Regions from separate parts of the Homo sapiens genome. Here region 2 is linked to region 1. Evidence: read pairs that join two places in POLR2A ChIA-PET (ENCODE). Cell type or tissue: A673. All regions are shown on one strand. Links, peaks and the distances in the headings refer to the core of each region. The heading gives the core; the rest is flanking DNA.

Evidence for each region. Peaks named below come from ENCODE experiments on the same cell type or tissue, not always from the same donor. Only the 100,000 strongest peaks of a DNase experiment are listed, where the experiment ranks them.
Region 2: POLR2A ChIA-PET joins it to region 1 with 5 read pairs; 4 of 35 experiments call an interaction of 5 or more read pairs at or near these places.

The regions. Positions count from the first base shown.
Region 1 is chr6:5,212,352-5,218,820 of GRCh38, forward strand. It overlaps LYRM4 (LYR motif containing 4), which reads right to left. Exons shown (of 3, transcript NM_020408.6): 2 at 4,267-4,387. All of the region lies in intron 3 of LYRM4-AS1 (LYRM4 antisense RNA 1), which reads left to right. Among named protein-coding and RNA genes, the nearest start is that of LYRM4, 45 kb to the right of the region's middle. In A673, for the core only: CTCF peaks have their summits at 1,636 and 2,594 (motif pointing right); DNase peaks (open chromatin) are centred at 2,540 and 2,990; H3K27ac peaks cover 3,119 bases.
Region 2 is chr6:5,325,722-5,332,190 of GRCh38, forward strand. All of the region lies in intron 1 of FARS2 (phenylalanyl-tRNA synthetase 2, mitochondrial), which reads left to right. Among named protein-coding and RNA genes, the nearest start is that of FARS2, 67 kb to the left of the region's middle. In A673, for the core only: no CTCF peak of the experiment used is centred there; no DNase peak of the experiment used is centred there.

The DNA.
Region 1 (6,469 bases), core at 517-5,516:
TGCCTTTTTGCTGTTCCTGATGTAAAACACCTACGAAGCCTTGTTAATTGTCTGGGGTAGAAATCCTTTGGTGCTTCTTTGCTGCTCAGACTGTTTGAGAGCTATTTGCCCAAGCCTACAAACCACCCAGGTTTGTCCATTCTTTCTGGCTCCAGCTGGTCTGGACATAAAAGGCCTCTCAAATCTTTCTGATCTCACCTGGGAGGCAGATAGGGAAATTAGATTTAGTGGGGGCTAGCCCAGAACTTGCTTTCTGCAGAGAGGGAGAACCTATAAGAGCTTTCAGGGTCAGCTGGCTTTACAGAATCATCTTATATGGAAATAATGGCACTTTATCAAAAGGTAGAAGAATGTCTCTGCTAATTCTGGGCTATGACATGAGGCATGAAGTGGGAAAGAGATTCGAGACTGACAGACTGGATGGTAATTTTCCAGGGGAGACGTGGTCCAAGAATGTTAAGGAAAGAACAAGTGTATGTCTGGCTTCTACTGAGTGGGCCATAATCATGGAAAATGGGCAAAAGGAGGCTGACTTGCTTATCATGAAAGAAAAACGAGCTGCCACTTCTTGGAATGAGAGTAATCCTTAAGGACTGTGTGAAGGCTAACAAATGCTGATGTATCTAGAATCCCTCAGGGTTGCCAGAATGAAGACTGAAGATCTTGCACATTAAGGACATAAAGGAAGAATGAATGACCTCTGAGCAGAGTTGAAGTGCTCCTTAAATACCATCGGAACAAAATGGGAGGATGACTTAAGACTATCCTTCAGTTTCTACTGACTCAGGAGCCCATGTCCTTGAACTTCTGAGTTTGCTCTAAGGAGCTAGAAGACCTGAGCTCACGCCTGGCCATGTGGCCTTAGACAAGGCTTCCACCTTTCCTGCATCTCGGTTTCTCTACCCAGAAAACCAGGTCATTTTTGTCCAGAGACTTATTTTAAAAAGCAAAACTTACTAGGGTTATGGGACGCGGGGGTGGAGGGGTATCATTAGCACCACAGCTGACTCACGTGACTGAAGAAGCCACCCTCTGAAGAATGAGTGGAAAGCAGGGTGAGCAGGTAAGTGTTGTGGGTGAGATTTCAGTGTGAGCACTGCCTTTATGGCATGCATGTCTGGCAGCTGGAAAAGTGGCTGTGGGCTTCCTCACTGGTGGAACCGTGAAGCTGGGATCCATGTGCACCTGGGTGGGTGGGGCTTGGAGTCCAAATCTTCAAGTGGGAGAGAGACGTGATATGAAGAGTATCACAACTCCATGAGGGTTAATATGTCACGATCCCCATCAGATTTCCATATTCCTTTCATGGTTCATTCCTTCAGGAGGGAGACTGTGGGTGGCCAAAAAGACACCCTGATTTTGGTGGTATAGACCCTGCCACTGAGATGTATGATCTCAGGGAACATACTTCATGCATTTATTTAGTCAGTGAAAACTTACTAAGAGCCAGCTCTATGTGGGATGTTCTAGATCCTGTGGATAATAACAGCAAGCATTTGCATAACATTTCCTATGTGCTAGCATTATCCCGGGGGCTTTGCATATGTTAGTGTACTTGATCCTCACTACAACGCATGAAGTAGGGCTTACTTTCATCTGCAGTTTGCATTAGGCACTGAGAGGTTAAATATCTTGCTCAGAGTGACATAGCTAGTAGGCTGAGTCAGGATGTGAACACAGGCCGGCTGGCCGCAGAGTCCATGCTCTTCGCCACCCAGTGGAGATGATGACAGCGACAGGGGAGATCCCTGTCCTCATGGCCCCTGCCGTCTTGCAGAAGAGGGAGAAAATAGACAAGGCCACAAGTAATGTCATAGTAGGTACTGATAAGTGCTGTCACAAAAACTAAGGCAGGGCAGCGGAGAGAGAGAGAATCTGTTTTAGATAGTGTGGTCCCAGGGGGGCCCCTATGGGAAGGTGAAATCTGAGCACAGGCCTGGGTGGAAGGGGGAGGGAGCTACAGGAACATTTGGAGGGACTCCTCCAGGCAGGTGGTGCACAAGCATTGAGATGGGAGCAAGAAGTTCAAGGAAATAGGGAGTGTGAGGGAGAGGAGTGCAATGGAGGGCCTCTGGGGACCTCACACTGGCTTCAGGTTTTATGTTAGGGTGTCACGAAGCAAGAGCCTTGAAGGGGTTGAACGGGGCAGTGGCCCGATCTTTCTTTTGAAAAAGATCACTGTGGTGGTGGTGTGTGGAGAACAGACCATGTGTGGGGTGGAGTAGGGGCAGGGGCACCCGGAGGACAGGTCAGAAGGCTGCTACAGCAGCCAGTTACAGAGAACAGTGTGCAAGAATACAGACTCTCCACCTTGCCATAGGCTGTTAGTCCAAAGGCAACTTACGCCAGCTTGCAGCCAGATGGCCGGGGGAGCCACTGTGCCTTACGCCCTAACTACTGTAAAGGCTGCATGTGGATTCAGGAAGAGTCTTGACATGAAAGGGAAGTGAGTAGAAACTTCCCAGCTGCTGCTGTCTAACTGGTTCTCTGAAGGGATGAGAATGCTTTCATCCCTGAGGTGGTGACAGCAAGCTGTTCTGCAAGGTCGCCGTGTGTATTCTCCATCGGGAACGTGCAGTGGCCAGGCTGCCCTGGGGAGGGCGCCCTTGCCCTGCACATGCCACTGCTCCAGTGCGTCTGTCCTGGGAGGGGAACTCACTGGGATGTCAGATGAGGGCCAGTTTAGTATTTTTTTTTTTTTGCAAGGGTAGTTTGAGCATTTCAAACCAAGAAGTGACACAGACAATTAGATATAGCGGGAGAAATGATGGCACAGATTATTTACAATCCCCCTTTTCTAGGCAGTTTATACTCTGGATAATTTTACGCTAAAGATAAAACCTGCCTGTTTTGCCAACCTCTACACAGAGTAAGTGCCAAAGAACAAAATCTTTCTGAGTTTATGCAAAGTAAGAACTCAGCTGCTTGTTCTTCTATGCTCCACTGCTAAAGGACCTCATAAAATTCAACTACTGGTGACTGGAAATGCCATTGTTCTAGAGTTTTCAAAATGCTGACTCATATAAATGCCACTCTCAAAGTATACATAAATGTGCAGATCAGTTTCTTTTCTGAGTACCTTACTATCCTCATGGCTTTAGTTAGAGATCATTTCCTAGGCCTGTCTGAGTGTGGCAGTTACTGTATTACTAAATAGCTGTAGAACTCAAGGATGGTTAGGAGAATCCGAAATGCTATTCTAGAAAGAACTGTTACATTATGTAGGCAATATAACAAGACCTTTAATCTTGACATAAACTGCAAATTATAGTTTCAAATATTGCTTCTTTTTTGAATTCTTTTTAGAGTCAAGCATGAAGAAGGGTCAGGGAAAGATTATTATCTAATTTAATGTCAGCCAAGCTGGCATCTCTTGATGCTAAAGAAGCCCTTTCAAAACAGCACAGCATAACTTACAAAAATGGTAAAGAGTTTCCCCCTCCACACTTTATAAGCAAATTTCCTGCAAGTAAAAGGGAAACACGAATGGAAGCAGAAATGGAGTTTATTGCGTGATTGCTGCTAAGTCAAAGAAAAACAGTGAAAAGGGTGTTTTTTAGAGAGCAAGAAAACCCATCAGTGGACGGTGACTTTAACCTCTGACGTTCTAATTACTCTTGCGGATGTTATCAGACCACGCAGGAGATCATGCCGCTGCACATGCTCCACCCACCTCATGAGAATGAGAAAAGGAAGCACAAGTCAAGGTGATCCTTGGCACTTCCACAAAACGAAAACTAACACACCCTCCAGGTTCCTTTATGGGGTCAGCACCCAAGCAGCTGTACTTTACACCATCTGCACCTGCAGATGCACCTCCCATGTGGCAACGTAATTCAGGTTCACCACCCACAATGGTGTCTTCAAGAAAAGGGCCACGTTCTGTTTATCCTGAATTATGATTAAAAATACTAGGAAAGGGAGAATATATTTATACTCTGAAATATATCCAAGTACACATGTGCGATACATCTTACAAAAACTTAGCTTTCAAAAAAATTAATGCAGAAGTTTCTCATACTTAAAAGTATCAGCTTTCCAGAAGGATACACTCCCTGGAAATTCCGGAAAGCTGGTATTTTAAGTTCAACTTGAATCTGAAAATATGAGAGTTCACCTTTACATGTCTGTATTAGTACAAGGAACAGAGTTTCATGATCCTGCTCTGTAAATCACCAACACCAAAAGCACGGCTGTCTAATCAAGGGGAATATGTCGAAGTTTAAAGCTCTTAATGAAAAACAGTACATCATTGAACCATCTTACCTGTCGACGAATTACTCCAAGGTCTCTCTTGGCTTTATTCACTAGGGTTTGAATTTCTACAGGATCCTTTACATTTTTATTTTCTCTGAAGGCATCTCTTATCCTCCTGACAGCATATGTTCTAAATGAATTCAGAGGAAAAAAAAGAAAAGGTGTCAGCGTGTCTGAGGCTATGCTTTCAAATGAATTTTAAAGTTTTTCCTTTAGAATTAACTGTTTAATCTTCCCCTACGGATAATCCACTTTGATCTTTGCTCGTGGCGCAGGCTGATCCACTACCATTCTGGGATGACTAAGCAAACAGATTTAGGAAAATAAATCTACTCAACAAGTCACATACAAATGGCAAACTGCTACTGAAGTGTTCCTTAGATTATTGGTTCTTTAGCCTTATTCACATCTGGCTTCATTCCATTTACATGGATAATTGAACCTTTAGTGTACAGAGACAAATCAAGAACTCAGAGGTTAGCGGCAGTGAACCATGATGGTGCTACTGCACTTCAGCCTGGGCGACAATGCGAGACCCTGTCTTAAAAGAAAGGAAGAAAAAATTCAGAGGTTACATGACGATCGTATTTGCATGTACCCAGATAGTGACCTATGCTTTCCAGTCCTTGTCCCATATTCTGGCTCTCACTTCCCTTTCTGTTGTCCACATTAGGATCCCACCACAGTTGAACCTGTGGAATTAGGCCAACACGCTTTCTTTACCTCCATCTTGAAAGTGCACACGCCTACCACCCACCCCCAACCAGACAGCTCACTTGCAGTACAGGACAGCAGTTCCAGAGCAAGGCTTGCCCATCGGACAGGCTTGGGTTTGTAGCCTTGCTCCAGCTTCTACTGTTTGTGTGAACTTGGGCAAGCTTCTTAACACAAGGCCGTGTCTCCTCATCTGTCAAAAAGGCATAATACTGCTAAAGGCTGCTGGGAGGACTAGGCTTTATAATGTGTGTCTGGAATTTGGCCCAAAGCCTGTTACATAGAAAGACTCAATAAATGAAAGCTATTCTTCTTAACACTTGTTATGCCTTAATGCAATTACTGTTCCCTCTCCTCATGCCATAACCTTGCCTTCATCCTGCATCCTTACAGTCACACCATAGTGTGTGTACAGAAGGTAGAGTGGTGTGGATAATTAGCCACAACAGACAGCTCAGCAGTCCTTAGACACAGCCTCATACTCAGATGGCTATGGCCTATCTCTAGCTCTACCCCAACTACTCCAGATTGAAAGGCATAAGACTAAGGAGAAGCAGACTGAGCCAGGCATGTGAGACACCATTTTCTCTATGTTTTTTTTTTCTTTTTTAGAGATGGGGTGTCCCTCTGTTGCCCAGGCAGTGTCATGATCATAGCTCACTGCAATTGCAAACTCCTGGGCTCAAGTGATCCTCCTGCCTCAGCCTCCAAAGTGGCCAGGATTATAAGCACCCACCACCACGCCTGGCTAATTAAAAAAAATTTTGGGGGATGGGGACTTGCTGCGTTGCCCAGGCTGGTCTTAAACTCCTGGGCTCAAGCTATCCTCCTGCCTTAGCATCTCAAGGAGCTAGGATTACAAGCACACACCACAGTGCCTGGCTCTCTCGTCTTCTTAATGATCACAGACTGCTCTGCTTTTAACTTGGAGCACCGGTTAAAGAATCCATGTGATGCCAGTAGTAATATTTAGCAACAGAAGAATGGAAATACAGGCAAAGAAATGAGAGGAGGGGATATAAATTTCCTTGGGAGCAGCGCGGAGGGGGTGTTGGGAGCTCATATAACTTATTGGGAAACTTTATCTTAAAAAGGACAAATTGTTTCAGATAAAGTTTTTTAAAGTAAAAAGGCATTTTACATTAAAAAATTCAAATGTCAGGTCTATTTGCATTTAAAAGCAAGAGTAAAACTAAATCTTATGATACTAGGAATCATAAAGGAGAAGGGAAGAGTTTAGGAACCGGTACTTAGAATGTAAGACACTGCTGAGACTTTGATCTTAACCCTCTGTGAACCAGCTGGAGTATTTCAGAGGAGCTGCTGAGCGCTCAGTATCAATCCTAAAGGGCTACAGCGATTGGGCATGGAATCCATGTACTAGCAGCTGCTAAATAACTGGGGCTCATTCACTTCTAAAGGGATATGGGAGGATTTTACAAATGGAATACATCAGATACAGACTCTCCTCAGGTGCAGCTGCTAATCTAACAAGATT
Region 2 (6,469 bases), core at 833-5,832, 110 kb after region 1:
TTTCTATTATTAAGTTTCATAAGGAAGCATGAAAGAGAAATTACCAAATATTTGCAATATATATGATGGATAAATTGATAAGAAAACAACATGGTAGTAGTAAAATGTCAAGGATAGGCTGTTAACAAAAAGTAAGTACCAAAGTTGAATAAAAAAATTTTAAGCATCACTAATATTATAAATAAATATGAAAGCATACATTTTTAAGCATCAGATTGGCAGAGATGGAAAATCTCACAATATACCATGTCAGGAAGGAACTGGGAAAAGTACCTTCTCATATATTGTTAATGGGGGCATTTATAGGGACAATGTTTATGACAATGTTTGGCAATGTGTGATGACAGTTTAGAATATGCACACTCAATTTCTGACGTAAGAATTTCTTCTTAACTCATCCTAAGATAAATGGACAAACCCCAAAGGAGACTGGCCCAATATGGCTGAATGCAGCGTTATTTATTTCCTGTGCTGTCAGTGGAGAGCCTGCTTTGCCTCCTGTTCCCTCTGATGTGCAACTCACTGGATTTAGGGCTTATTCATAGCCCCAGAGCAAGCTCAAGGTACCTGGCTAGTGACTGAAAGGACATTTCTTCTGTTCTGAGTAGAACAGTCACAGATTCTAGTGCAGGGGCCCTGACACTTGGTGAGGAACATCCACTTTGTCTTTCCCTGAAGCAAATCATTAACGTCCAGCACACAGCAGTTGTGTCAGCTCTGCAGACAGAGGCTGGCCCATGTGGCTGCTGTCCCCAGGGCTTGGTGTGCCTGCTCCGAGATCCACCTACAGGTATTTAGCCAGGGCAGGTCTGGTCTCCCGCCCTGACTGGCACCAGCCAGGATTAGAGACTGAGTGGCCTGGGGCTCCCTCCTGTGTCACCTTCGTTAAAGCTTCGAGTTCCAGGAGCAGCAGCCTTCTCCTTCCACCCCCTTCAGGAACACCACTGGAGCCTGGTGGCCATCTGGGTGACCTGATGCCCTCAGAGCAGCAGGGTTTGCTCCGTCATCATGAATGGCATCTCCATGTGCCAGTGTCATCAGATGGTCATCACAGTGGGTTGTGGGGAGCATGAGGTAGTTGTGCTGTGGATTTTTTTTTCTAGAGGCAATATTTGGAATTAGAAACCTATTTACATACACTTAGCATTAATTTACATATAATCCTCAAATAACTTCAAATACTCTTCTATTCAACTAATTAGTGCAGCTAACCAGTGTTGTAGCCCACCTCAGCATTAAGGACATTAAACGTGTGAATCACTGAATAGATTTCTAAAACCATAATCATGGTAATGGTAAATCAGCTTAGGTCGCTCACCAATGGAGCTGGCAATAGCTGCTCCTTAGGCGTGATTCCTTATGCTGGAGTGATAGCTCAATTTACAAATTCCAGGGAAATTGTACCTTCATAACTTTTGGCTGAATCAGCCTTCCCCCTAACAAAAAAGGAAGGAAAAGAAATTAACATTTATTATCTTTCATTTTATAGGCCTGTGCTAATGCTAACAGTTATTATTCTACTTTAATTCTGCTATTCAATACAAAATCTACATTGTTTGTCAAATTGGTTTATGAAGAGTTGAAACATCTAGGAAAGGCTATACTATAGATTTTGGAGATTATGTGAAGCTTGCCTGATATGGTTGGGCTGTGTCCCCACCCAAATCTCATCCCTAATTGTAGCCCATAATCCCCACGTGTCATGGGAGGGACCTGGTGGGAGGTAATTGAATAATGAGGGCAGGTTTTTCCGTGCCGTTCTTGTGATGGTGAATATGTCTCATGAAATCTGATGGTTTTATAAAAGGAAAGTTCCCCTGCACACACTCTCTTGCCTGCCACCATGTAAGATATACCTTTGCTCCTCCTTTGCCTTCTGCCATGATCGTGAGGCCTCCCCAGACATGTGAAACTGTGATGCCATTAAACCTCTTTTTCTTTATAAATTACCCAATCTCGGGTATGTCTTTATTAGCACTGTGAGAACAGACTAATACATTGCCGTTAGGGTTTACAGTGTACCACTGGAGCTGAGTTTATCTTTCCTTCCTTTTCTCCTTGCTTACCCTTTATCCTGGAGTGAGTAGTCTACCACCTGCCTCACTTGAGAATAGATAGTACAGGAAAGGGGACAGCTTAACCCTCTCTGCCACTGACCCTGTGTTGACTTCCACTTGATGGGTTCCACTGGACGTTGATATTGTCCTGCACATTATTGAAATGACATGCTGACTACTGGTGTGTACAGATGACTTTCAATACCCTTTGGGGAAATTTTACCCCTTCATAGGTTTTTTGGAGAGTAGGAAGACCGGTTGTCAAACAGTAAAAGAGTACCTGCAATTCATGTCATTCTTTGCATTCACCTTAAAATACTGATCTTAATAGATTTTTGATAACTAAATGTATACCTTTTGTTTTTGTTGCTTTTAAGTCATTTATTCATTTAGAATCTACATGTTAGCTTTGGTTTATTTTTAAGGAATTAGGAAAATATTTTAATTTTAGCAAGAGAATGCTCAGTCTCCCTCCTTGTTTACCCTTACCCCCAAAGCACTATTGCCCCTGTTGGTTGAGAATGTTGGTCTAGGGAATAATTTTATATTCTTTATAATTTTACGGTTATGCTCTCCCATGAGTTTTAAGCATGAGTGATACAAAGTTAGGGGGTTTTGTTTGTTTTTTTGTTTTTAACACTAAGACCTTGAAATAGGCTCCTCATTAGCAGTGTCATGTCATGAAAGATGAACAGCTTGAGATTCAGAAGACGCAGGTTCTGGCTGAGCTCTGTGCCCCTGAGCTCCCATATGATGGGGGCCAATCTCTGCCTCTGTTTCCTAAGCTGATCCCTCTGGTCCATCATGTCTCCGACATCCACTAAGGCTACATCTTTTCATTGGTGTTACTGTATGGTTTGAAGGAGGACTGATGGCAGCGTATTTATGGTATCTCGGTGACTCCTACCTTAACCCTGTTGACTTTTAAGATTTCAAGGCAAATTGAGTTAGGAATCTCTTCCTAGCAAGAAGGCCTTGTAAGTAAGAGGTCCTTAAAAATAAAAGAAAAAAACCTAACATGTAGACTTTTTCTCTGCAGCCCCATGTCCTGGAACCTTCTGCTTTTAACCTGTTAATAATGGAGTTATTTCGTATTGCAGTTTGCCCAGTTTTGTGCCAAAGAGCTCGTTTTTCATACTCCTTCCCCAGACATGACCTTGTAAATCTTTGCCGGAGGTAAAGGATTAGCGTGGCTGAGCAGTTCGAGGGAGTGAAGTGTCTTATCTCTATAACTTTCCAAAGTGGTCCTCTTCTGTGTGGTGGGTAGGTTCTGTGGTATTAGAGTGCTGTGTTTCAGTGATAGTGTAGCCTGCTCGATCTCTAAAGTCTCTGCTTAGTGTTGTTTCTATATTAAAAAAAAAAAAGAAACTGTGGCTACCAACCAACTTATAAACAAGTTGATTGGAGGCAATCCTTATTTACTGTGAGGTAAGCCATGTAATAAAATATTTTAAAGCTAATGTAGCATATCAATTTATAAAACAAGCCATGTGCTTTATCTTATTCAGTTTCTCCCAATGTCAGAGTGATGGTTCACAATTGTGAATGGTGATTGAGATCTGGAATGAATTCACCAGTATTTTTCAATTGTCTTTTTGTTGCCGTGGCATGGTTGATGTGCTTTCAACCTGTTTTTTTGTTTTGTTTTGTTTTTAATAAAACTTGTGACAACAAATGTATGAGTTTTTAAATTTTTTTTATGTCAACCAATCATCCAAGTCTCTGGGCACCAACTGAGTGTTCTACAATTCAGTTCAGACACTGTCTGGGGTTAGCCCAGACCCCACAGGCTAAAAACTGTCTCAAGATTACCCGCAGTAGAATCTCCAGTTAAATCCCATGTTATCACCTGCAGTTTTGACCAACCAGCTATAAATTGGGGGTCCCCTTGGTCACTTGCTAGAAGGTTTCCCAGAACTCAGGAAAGCATCGTACTTACTATTAACAGTTTATTATAAAGGATACAACCCAGGAGGAGATACACAGGGTGAAGTGCTCTGGGTGTGATGCCTCCATGCTGTCTCCTGGCACACTGCTCTCCCAGCACTTTGATGTGTTCACCAGCCAAGATGTTTTCTCAACTCTGTGGTTCAGGAGTTTTGATCGAGCTTTAATTACATCGACATGATAGATTACATCATTGGCTATTGGTCATTGCCTTAATTAATCTCCAGCTCCTTTCCCCTTTCTGTTCATGAGGCCCTCAGTTCTTGCTGTGATATTTCTGGAGACCCTTGTCCATCCTGAAGCTGTCTCATGGGTCACCAAGAGTGGCCTCATGAGAACAAAATATACTCCTAGCTTCCTAGAAATTCTACGGGATTTAGGAGTTCTCAATCAGGAACAGGGGACAAACATCAAATTTTAGAACACAGGCTGCTCCTATTATCCCTATCAATCAAGATACCACAGAAATTTTAGGAGCCCCTTGATGGGAACCTGGGACAGTCAGCAAATATATATATATAGATATTATTATATCAGAGTGTAGTATAGTGTTGTCTTCTAAGTCTTATCCATCCTCACTTTTTTCTTTTGTGATTTCCCTTTCTTTGAACATCTCTGAGACCTACTTCGCCATGTAGGTGTAGCGTATGCTGCTTCTGTGCTGGTGACATCATTTGGCTCAGTGTTATGTATCCCAAGAGGAAGCTGTGTTTCTTATGCTGGCTCCACGGGTACCCCAGGAACATTGAGGATACTGTGTGGGGTGTTGCCTCCTACATGGTATGATATAGGCTAGGAGAATAACTGTAGCGCATCTTCATGGAGTTTTAACCTCACTCAGCTTTGGAGGAAATTAAAATGAATGCAGGAATATTATGGAGTAGCAAATGATTCACAAACAGGTGGCATCAGTGAAATTTTATGTTCATTAACAGATACCTTTGGATTATGCATGTTTCCCCAGAGATATATTCGTTCACTCTTCTCTAATGGGGTAGTTAAAGTTGAGGAGTCAGAATATGTATGTATTTGAGTATGTAGTTTGTAAATTCTACAGGAGTAAATATTACTGTAGTAGACATTAATTCAATAATTTTTGGCTGGGTGGGGTGGGTCACGCCTGTAATCCTAGCACTTTGGGAGGCCAAGGCAGGACGATTGCTTGAACTCAGGAGTTCTAGTGCAGCCTGGGCAACATGGTAAAACCCCATCTCCAAAAAAATCCCCAAAATTAGCCAGGTGCGGTGGTATGGTCTGTAGTCCGAGCTACTTGCGGGGCTGAAGCCGGAGAATTGTTTGAGCCCAGGAGGTCAAGGGTGCAGTGAGCTGAGATTGCACCTCTGCATTCCAGCCTGGGTGACAGAGTGAAACTCCGTTTAAAAAAAAAAAAAAAAAAAGATTGATGGTCTTATTCTACATATTTTTTTGAGTCTATTTCTATGATATTTTCAGTATTTTACTTAGATGGGCTTTAACAGATTTAATTTTCTCTTTTATTTTGCTTGGCTGTCTTAATCATGGCCTTTTTCATTTTAATGTTACCTCATTCAAAGAGTTTTTGCCTGACTAATGAGTTGTAGTTTTAAAGTGCTATGTGTTTAGATCTTCATAATGAGAGATTAACCGGAGCCGTGGATCACATCTCTGGGAGCATTCACATGTCCCATGTCCAGCCTGCCAAGTTATACCCCTTGGGATTCCCTGGCCACAGGGAGGGATTTGAATCACAGTGTTCTGGTGGCTGGGATTTTCTCCTATCTGATCACATAAGTTAACTTACCTGGTGTCTTGTTCACATTTGTCTCTAGTTCCCCTGGTGCTATTATTGCCAATAGTGCAATAACAAAGGTTTGATATGAAGATGGACATGTGTAAGGGAGAGCTGGGGATTAGCCAGCCCAGTTTCACCTCAGCTGGTATTGTTACTGGGTCAGAGTGGGGTTGAGTCTGAAAGGCAGAGCGAGGTCAACACTGACAGAATGGGACTAAAAACAATGTGTGGGAAATAATTCAGCATTATCAAAGTGAATTTCAGAGAGCATCAGCTGCTGCTTGGGGCCTGGGGTCACACCTCTATAGTCGCTGGTCTTGGAGAGAGGGTTTTACCCCTGAACCTACTGCCCTACTCTGAACCTATTGCCCGACATTGCTGAGATCATTTATGATTTCCAAGAGAACTTGAGTGAGGATATGTGCATGGTTTAGTGAATTGGCTCCCATTTCCTGAGCCCTAATATGCCATGGCACAGCTGCTCTAGTAGTCACGGTAAATATGTTATTTCATTGAGTTTTCACAGAAAGTCAATGAAATAGATATTCCTGATCCCCTTTAGTTTCAGACAGGAAACTAAATCCCTGAGAGGTCACATGATTTGCCCAAGCCTCAGGTTAAATTTGGGAAGTACCAGCGCTGAGATTCAGACCCAGGACTGTGTAACTTTAGAGACATGCTCTCATCTTGCTCC